Regions from separate parts of the Homo sapiens genome. Here region 1 is linked to region 2. A link is an interaction called in ENCODE POLR2A ChIA-PET data of the cell type or tissue named here. Cell type or tissue: MCF 10A. All regions are shown on one strand. Region 1 has its middle 39 kb from the start of LINC02801. Region 2 overlaps LINC02801 (long intergenic non-protein coding RNA 2801).

Region 1 (5,000 bases), 51 kb after region 2:
GGCTCACTGCAAGCTCCGCCTCCCGGGTTCACGCCATTCTCCTGCCTCAGCCTCCCGAGTAGCTGGGACTACAGGCGCCCGCCATCACGCCCGACTAATTTTTTTTGTATTTTTAGTAGAGACAGGGTTTCACCGTGTTAGCCAGGATGGTCTCGATCTCCTGACCTCGTGATCCGCCCGCCTCGGCCTCCCAAAGTGCTGGGATTACAAGCGTGAGCCACCGCGCCCGGCCCTCTCTGTTTTGAATTCTTTCTTCATTGGTCCTATTCTCCCTCCCCAGGTCCACTCGGAAAAGGCTGGTCATATTTATCCTCTGGAGTTTCAGCCCTCATCAAGTTTGAACTCCCCATTTACGCACCTCCAGGCCCTTCTTGTCAGCAGTGAGAAAAGGACCTCTGTAAGCAAGGTGCAATGTCTCTGCAAGGGCAGGCACCAGGAGGCAGAGTGCCAGACCTGAACCCAACAGTGAGACCTTAGCCCGTTGACTTAAACTCACCAACTTCAGTTTCCTTATCTGTAAAATGCCCGGATCTCCCTGCTGAATCTGCAGATCTAGTGATAGAGTACATGGGAAACTGCATTGAAAACTATAAAATACTCCACAAAGGTTTGAAGACAAAATTACACTTGCCCTTTAAGAATGCTATTTGAATCCTTCACTGCTCAAGTGACTCTTAGAGCAAATGATTTATCAAGATCATGCTTCTATGATTGAACACTGAGCAGCAGAGTGCCAGTCGCTCATTACCAGAACCTGGCACTCTTATGAGCCCCATTGGCTAGTACCATCCATCCAAATCACTGTAGACATCACAAGCTACATCCTGGAGAAGACATGCTCAGACATGCTCAGCTGTACATCCAGGTCCACCCCTTCTGCATCAACAAATTCCACAAAATGCCTTGCCTAAATAATTCACTCCCACCCTCCATGCCTGAAAGAGGCTTCCACTGTGGGCAAAGAAAATTAGTTCACCATTGCTAGAAAAGTGCCCCACTAGCACCTCCTCCACAGAGATTTCTTCCTCCTCCTCTCCTTGTCCCTCTACCTGCTTCTCCAGACCTCCCCACCCACCCTCCGCAGCTCTGTTAAGTCAGCAGAAGCAAGAAGTCATGAGTTGAAAATGATCTTTTCACCTCCAGAGCCATACCTGTAGCAATTTAAATATTTTCCAAGGTTGGTCACTATTAAACATGTTTTGATTTGTGTGAGTTTTGCAAACCCATTCCAAAGAAATTTAAGCACTGCGTTCTTAGACATTTTCCTGGCTTTTCCTGCTTCTGTGTCATTTCCCATGAGAAGCAGTAGACTAAAATTAAAAGTGAAGGGGGACTCAGGAGCAAGAGTCCGGGTTCTAGTCCCAGCTCTGCCACACACTGGCAGGGTGAACTTGGGCAAGCTACATACCTCCCTGTGACTTGGTTTCTTCATCTGGAAAATGGGAATAATAAAAATAGTAGGAGTAGTACACTCTTCATCGAGTTGTGACTATTAAAATATTTAATCCATTAAAGCACTTAGAACAGTGCCTGACACACAGTAAATTCTTAATAAAGTTAGGATTTGCTTTTAGGGAAAAATAATCATTCCTCCCTTATTGGGTCCTGGTGAAAGCTAAATGAGCTAGATACATATAAAGTACTTAGCATAATTTTGGCTAAAAGTAGGTGTCTGGCAAATGTAAGCTCTTTCCCCTGTCTGAAATGCCCTACCCTCAATGCTCTCTATCAGATTGCTCCAAGTCCCAACTTGAATCCCACCTTCCCCTTCCATGAAGCTTTCCCAGATCACTCCAGCTGAAAGAGAGCTTTCTCTCTCCCGACTTCTCAAAAGCCTCATATCACAGGTTGCTCACACGTGGAATTTATTATCCTCTTTCATGTAATAGAATTTGTGCACATAGCAGCTTTCCAATTTAACTAGAAACTCATAGAGGACAGTCGGGATTAAAATTACATGACCCTTACTCATCACAAACCCTGGATAGATATTTGTAAATGTATTAATAAATAAAAGTTCTGATGAAATGTAAATTCAATAATTTAATGAAAAAATAATCTTTAAGGGTGGAACTTTTAAAAATTCATTTCTTTCAAGCTTCTGTCTGTTTTCAAGTAGCTATTTTGGCGGGGGGAGCCGGGTTGCTAACAGCTGGTCTGTGATCCAGCCTTAGCTTTGTGTATGTGCATCTTCCCAGCCAGGCCCACTGAAGCCTTTCTTGGCCATGCTATGCAGCAGAAAGAAACCAGCAAATCTCAAGTCCATTCAGCTCACAGATGGTAATTATGGTCCAAGTTTTGGGGGAGAATGGGTTTGAGTGAAGCTACTGGCTGAAATCAAGTTTAGGGATTTTCTGTGGATTTCACTTAGTCCAGTTATCTCTCTTCTTCTCTTTCTGTCTCCCTCACACCATCCCCCTGCAGTCACCGTGACGTGAGAAATTTTAGTTTACCAAATGTATCCTTTGAACCTGATTACCTTGAGCATTTTCCATTACAAACTGCTGGCCTTTCTGGGATCCCATTTTTTCAGATGAGATCTTCCCAGAAAGAGGCCCAGAAGATTGGGTTCTTATCTAGCTTTTTTCCAGGCACTTGTGGAAATCGGCCCTCTAGGTAATTCCTTGTATTTTCTACTCAGAGACAATTTTACATTCAATGTTTTTGTGTTTTTAATGTGCATCTTGGATATAGTAGCCCTTCACATGAATACTGCGAAATGTTTGATGAAAGAACAAATGATTGTCCTCCTAAAATCACAACTCTTCCCAAATTACAGAGGCTATGTTCTGGTTGGATTATTAGTTTCCCCACTGCTCCCAGGTTAAGCTCATTCCCCAGAGGGCCCTCATCTCACAGGTCCCCCATTTGCAGGGGACGGATTTTCTCACGTAGCTTCAGCCCTCTCATCCAGAGGACTCAAGGCCCAAAGGGCCACCCGGCATGTGTCAAAGCCACCCCTGCCGGAGTCCATCTTCAACCACCTCCAAATGCTTCTCTGTTGTCCTGGGGTATAGGTGTCTGCTGAAATGGGCATAGGTGGAGAGAAACTGAGGCAGAGAGAGGGCTGGGCTAGCTGATGCATATAAGTACTTTATATGCATCTAGCTCATTTAGCTTTCACCAGGACCCAATAAGTGAGCGGCAGAGTCTAATAACAGAAATCCTCTTTGCTCTAAGTATTGGACTGTATTTCCTCCCAAACAACTTTCAGCTGCTCCACCTTCTGCCCCAGCTCTGGTCCAGGAATTCCAGCCCCGGAGTTTAGCACATAAATTCCCTGGGGCCTCAGCATAGACCCCCGCAGTATGCTGGAAAAGCAGAGTGATAATTACTTAGTGGAATAGATCAGACTCGCATTAAAAATTTTGTCAATTGACAAGCATGTGAATGATCTACCTTCATGGAGTTGTACTTACTAACTTATTAATCCATTATTTAAGTGTTCCATAATTTAAAAACTTTCTTGCTTTGTAAGTGGTAAGACTTTCCAGTTAAAGACAATTACTGTAGTCCCAACACCCACTATGTTCCTGATTAGCTCTGTAATTAAATTACCAATTAAAGGGAACTGAAAAAACTCTTCATTGGATAAAGTAAAATGTCCTTAATTATGATGTTGTATTCTCCATGAACAGAAGTAGAAATATATATACATACACACTCACATACAAGAAATTAAATATATATGTACCCATCTATAAATGTCATCTTTCATAAACTTTTCCCTACCCGCACTTCACACTCAAGTTTCACGTCAAAGTTGTGACTCTCCTTAGTTTTTTTTTTTTTGTTTTTTTTTAAGAGGGTGGGTGGGAGGGAAGAGGGACAAAGCAAGACAACTTTATTGGTTTAAACTTGCCTCATGAAAATAATGATATTGATCAAATTTATAGAGCTTGATTCAAAATGGAATTGTTCAAGCTACTTCCAAATGAGAGCAATATGATTTTTAAAAAGCACATAAAATGCACCGTTGTCATCTAAAGGGCTAACTTTTGCTACCTATGAACCCTGCTTTTTCTCACACAAAAGCAGTTAGGATAGTCTATAAGATAGAACAGTGATCTAGAGGAATCCTGGGGTATTGTGCCTTATGAGTCTGAGGGTTGGACTCTCTGAAGCTTCATGTGGCTTTCACGTTTTTCGAATGCATAATACAAGAGAGGGAATAAAAACAGCTACGATCAGGACGGAAAGGACTTCCCTTTTGTTTCTGTAGTTACACTTTACAAAATTTACCATTTTTCCCTGAGGGTGCAGAATCACTAGTGTGTTAATTAAGTTCACAACAGCACACAGCAAATCAGGAAATAACAACAACAACAAAGCCAAAACTTCTTGCAGCAAAACTGAGTCTCTGAAGTTGCCCATGGCATATGAGGAAGTCATACCCTACCCTCCCATACAAGCATTCCAAATACTTAATGTGCCAAGTAAATCATTTCTTAATTATTGGGAGGTTTTAATTCATTTCCCCAAATCTCCTCTGCTTTCCCCCTCTCCAGTCTCCTCCCAAGTTACTCTATAAATCTGTGCCTTTCAGTGTATTCAAGTCTTTAAGCTAGATTTTGTGTTGTATACTTCAATCAGGGAGAAAGGAATTTAACACAAACATTCCAAAGGAAATTCTAGTAGGGCGATGAAATTTAGTGTGGAAATTTTTATCTCAAAGGAGACATGGATTGGGGAAAGTTCTTATTAAGCAGCAATTTTCCATGGACAAAAACTGAACTCTCATCACTGCTACTATAAGCATAATCACAGGCACATTTGTAAATGGCCTTTGTATACCCGTTTATAGCTTTTAATGAAACCTAGAAACAGAATCCTGAGGTCTATCATTGGGCACTTGCTACTTTAACGCTGGTACATAACAGATGACGAAGTGCAAATGGATTGCCCTTCTTTTCTATTCAAAGAAAAAAAAACTTAGCAGGTATGTCTTGGCTTTTTCCTGGTAAAACTGAAAAAAAAAAATCTCAAAAGAGAATATAGAA
Region 2 (5,000 bases):
CCCATCTGGGTCTTTGTGCTCACCTGGGTTCATATTTGTGGACCGTTTCCACGGCTTTGTCAATTTTCTGTGAATAACAGAGTGTTGTGCATAACAGCAATGGGTCATTAGTCCAATTAAGTCTGCAGCCATTTCAATGGCTTCTGTAGGAGGAGATGGAACACAATATGTAATTTCAGCTTTTCTTGTGATGGTTTTCAATCCTTCCATGAACTAAATCATTATATCAGTTTTTTATTTTTTTTTATATGTCCCATTAAACTACAGAACTGGAACATACTTGTGAATGGTTTCTTTCTGCTTTAACTCAAGGAGTTCCTGACATAACAAAAACTGGTAATTAACTGGCTCAGAGACTTTTACAATAGCCTCTTTAAATAAGTTCCAGCATGCAGCCTCGCCATCCCACTCCACACTGCTGATAGCGCCGCAACGCACCCTCTATTAAACCAGCTATCACTCCTGCCGTCAGCTCCCTCACTCTCCGCCACGCTGTTGTTCTGCCTGGAAATGCCCACCTCTCTCCAGTTTCCCTCCTTAGTGAAGTCATCCCTTGATGTGGGACTCCTCCCTCTCTGTTCTCAGCCAAGCCCTTTCTTCACTCCCTGAGAATTCAACCTCAATAGCATCAGCATCACAGGGCCAGGGCTTCTGAGGTTCATTTTAAATGTAGATGATGCAAGGATTCAGTCCAGAAGAATGTCCAGAGGAATGTCACCCTGGCTCTCAGCCACACGCTGTGAACCCTGATCTGCTACTCCACTTCCGCTTTCTACTACCAGCCTCAGCAAGGAAAGCCCCAGTTTCTTTCTGGAAATAATCCAGTCAGTTCAACAGATTACCACAAAAGCCCCTTCCTGATCTTCCTGCTCCCAAACTTGCCCACCCCACCTACAGCTCCTTTTCCACAAAGCAGCCGTAGTGCTCTTTGAAAATGCAGCATTTCTCCCTAAGGTTTTCATTGCCCTTGGAATAAACCTAATTCCTTACCAGGGCCAGGGTCATCTCTGAACACTCTCCTCATGCTCACTGTGTTCCTACCTCCCTTCTGCTCCTCAAAGCCAAGCCAGCGTAGCTCTGGGGCCTTTGCATCAGCTGCACCCTGGGCCTGCAGTGCCAATTTGCATATGTCTGGTTCCCTCTTGCCTCAGGTCTCCACTCAGCAGTCATCTCCTCTGGGAGCCCTTCCTTCACCACCACCACCACACACACACACACACACACACACACACACACACACACACACACCACAAACCACTGTATCCCTGTATTCTATTATTTACTTTTATTTTTAATAACAATCTCACTCTACAATTATTGCTACAATCCTTTGCCTATCTGTACCTGTGTTTCACCCATAGAATGTAAGCCCCTTGAGAGCAGAGACCATTTGTCTTGCTTGTGTCACATCTGCATCTGCATTTGGCACACAATAGATGCTCAGGAAATATTTCTCGAATGAAGGGTTTTGTAACAGGAGCTGTACGATGCGCAGAAACTCCACCAATGACCAAGACCCCCCCACCTTGGGCTCCACAGCCTAGAGGGGTAAGCAGATAAGAAAATATTATCTGAACTCAAGTACACTTTAGAAGTGCAATGGGGATGCACTGTGGTGGTGAGCTGTACAGGGCCTTGGGGGAGCAGAGCTCTGCCCTTATGTTAAACCACCAAGGTGTGTGTAGATCAAGGATAGGTGATCTTTGGCAGAGGTTTGGTACTGAAACAAAGTGACTGAAGTTAAACAACAAACACCAAACACCAAACTGAAATGAAGGCAGTTCCTGGTTAAATACACCAACTCTGTTAATAACTCACCCTGCTGTGCAAATTTATTAAAGCAGTCTCCAAATAAACAAGTCCTAAAACTAATCAGGAAGTGGAAAAACATAAAAATAATCCCCAGCCCACAACACACAACCATGAAAACAAGAAATAAAGAAAAATCTTCTATATAAAACCCGCGGGGCCAAACTCTGTCCTCAATTAGTGGTGCCGGCTGCCAGCTGAAGTCAATGGAGGTTTTCAGTCCAATAATAGAGGCAAGATTCGGGGCCCACGATGCATTTCATTTACTTTTGGGTAATAAACCAGGAATGTCAAGTAGATGTGCGTGGGCTTCGATGACATGAAACTTAAACCTAACAGCACTATCCTCCATGTTGAGATCCACTGGAGCTCAGGGCAGCCAAGGAGGTTCTACAGTGTTTGTGAAGAGACAACTTGCGTGGGTTGTGCTAGGCATCACTAGGAGGAGGGAACTCGTCTGGCCAGGCCTACACCCTGCCCAGGACTGGCTGCATAATTTGTGGGCCCCAGTGCAAAATGAAAATAACTCCTTGTTCAAAAATAATTAAGAAGTTCAAGATGTTAACAACAGAACATTAAACCAAGTCCAAGGCCCTTCTGAGCACAGAGTCCTATACAGTTGCATAGTTTGGACACTTATGGAGCCAGCCCTGAGTAGGAAAAATTCTGGAACACAAGCTTGGGCTCAGATTTAGAGCTCTGCATCAGTGTCACAGCTGACAATTTTTAAGCACTTCCTATGTTACCAGGAACTGTTCTAAGTGCTTTACCCATATTAACTCACTGATGCCTCACAGCAAGCCCATGCAAAAAGAAGTCCAAGTAGCCCCATTATATATTGAACAAATTGAGCTGCCCAAGGTCATACAGCTTGTAAGTGGCTGAGCCAAGATTCAAACCCACATGATCTAGCTGTTAGCCACCTTCTACTGCTTGTTAGCAGTAGTCATGTTAACTGTGTTAGTCACTCGACACGTCATTGTGTTTCTCTCATTCTAACAAGCCTCTTACTCATATCTCATGAGATTCATTTCCATCACAACCAAGGACTGTCTGAATTAAATTATCCACTTTGTGGCTTGCTACTTGTGTGACTTTGAATCAGTTCTTTGGCCACTCTAAGTTCAAATTTCCTCATCTGAATAAAAGAGATTAAAATAGTACTGATCTCATGATTGAGTTTGTTGAAGGAAAATGCCAGGTGAATAGGCAGTACTCAATAAAATGTTAGCTCCTGCTATTGCTATTATTGTTTGCAAACCTTAAATAGATCTTAAGCTGACTGTAATAAAATAATAGTTACCATGTATTGAAACTTATCATATACCAGGAAATTTACATAGATCATATCATATATTACTACAAACCTAATGAAGGACACCAAGATAACTAAATAGGGAAAGAATATTCTTTTTAACAAATGATGCCAGGACAATGACATATCCATATATGTACAAAATAATAAAGGTAGACCCCTTCCTCACACCATATACAAAAATTCAAAATGGATTATAGACCTAAATGTAAGAATCAAACTATGAAACTCTTAGAGAAAAACATAGGACTGAATCTTTATAATCTTGGGCTAGGCAATGGTTTCTTATACAGGGCACAAAAAGTACAAGCTACAAAAGGAAAAAACAGAAAAATTGAACTTCAACAAAATTTTGAAATTTTGGGCAACAGAGGACACCATTAGGAAAGTGAAGAGAACCCATAAAATAGGAGGAAATACTTGCAAATCATATATTTGATGAGGAAATTGTATCCAGAATATAAATAATTCTTATAACTCAACAATAGAAAGACAACCCAATTAAAAATTAGCAAAGAATTTTAATAGACATTTCTCCAAAGAAAATATACAAATGGCCAATAAGCACGCAAAAGATCTTCAATATCATTTGTTGTTAAAGAAATGCAAATAAAAATCATAATGTGATACCACTTCACACCAAGATGGCTAAAATCAAAAGGACAGAATACAACAAATTTTGTCAAGGATGTGAAGAAATGGAAACTCTTATTTATTGTTGGCGGGACTATAAATGGTACAACTGCTTTGGAAAATAATTAGATAGGTTCTCAAAAAGTTAAACATACAATTACCTTCAGTTCCAGCAATTCCACTTTTAGGCATATACCCAAGAGATTTGAAGATAGATAATTCAATACAAAAGCTTGTATACAAATGTTCATGGCAGCATTATCCATAATTGCCAAAGAAAACCCAAATGTCCATACACTGATGAATAGATAAACAAAATATGGTATATTCATACAATGAAATATTACTCAGCAATAAAAAGGAATGAAGTACTGATACATGTAAAAGATTGGATGAATCTTAAAAACATTATGTTAAGTAAAAGAAGCCAGTCACAAAAACCACATACTGTATGGTTTCTTTTACATGAAATGTCTAGCATAGACAAATCCAGAGAAACTGAAATAAGTGGTTGCTGGGAGGGATAGGGGAAAGGAGGAATGGAGAGTGACTATTAATGGGTATGAGTTTCTTATGGGGGTGATGAAAATATTCTGGAATTAGATAGTGGCAATTGTTGCATGACTCTAAATATACTAAAAAATCACTGACTGAAATCACTTTAAAAGGGTGAAATGTTATATAGTATGTAAATTATATCTTGAAGAAGCTGTTATGAACAACAAAACCCCCAAATCCTAATAAGGTAGGTTTCATTTTCCCTGTTTGGTAGACAACGAACTGAGATTCAAAGTGGGTAAGAAACTTTCTTAAGGTCAAAGAGCAAGGCAATAGGAGCTACTATTGAAACCTACATGCATCTCATTTCCACATCTACGCCCTTCATTAAACTGCTTCCAAAGCTCTGATAACAACAACAACAACAACAAAAAATCCTTCTCAAAACAAGAAAGAGGTTCCAGCCACATTTGGTTTAGATCTGAGGTCACTTAATTCAAGCCTCATTTTCTCAAGTCCTTTACCGCCAGCTTGATCCTAGGCCCCGGGCAGATGGGTGTGTGGTGAGACACATGGGAAGCCTATGAAAGGTCATAAACTTATGTCAGTCTGGCCACTGACCCAGACTGTGGCCTACTGGCTCTGATGGAGAAGTCTATCCCAAAAATCAATAGTAATGGCAGTGGCTCAATTCAATTGCTCACGAATCCCCATCCATCATTAGGACAGCAGAATGGCAATGCTG

Evidence for each region. Peaks named below come from ENCODE experiments on the same cell type or tissue, not always from the same donor. Only the 100,000 strongest peaks of a DNase experiment are listed, where the experiment ranks them.
Region 1: POLR2A ChIA-PET joins it to region 2 with 5 read pairs; 3 of 35 experiments call an interaction of 5 or more read pairs at or near these places.

Annotation. Positions count from the first base shown.
Region 1 is chr1:87,170,763-87,175,762 of GRCh38, reverse strand. No RefSeq gene overlaps it. Among named protein-coding and RNA genes, the nearest start is that of LINC02801, 39 kb to the left of the region's middle. In MCF 10A, no CTCF peak of the experiment used is centred here; no DNase peak of the experiment used is centred here.
Region 2 is chr1:87,222,170-87,227,169 of GRCh38, reverse strand. All of the region lies in intron 2 of LINC02801 (long intergenic non-protein coding RNA 2801), which reads right to left. Among named protein-coding and RNA genes, the nearest start is that of LINC02801, 12 kb to the right of the region's middle. In MCF 10A, no CTCF peak of the experiment used is centred here; DNase peaks (open chromatin) are centred at 669 and 2,769.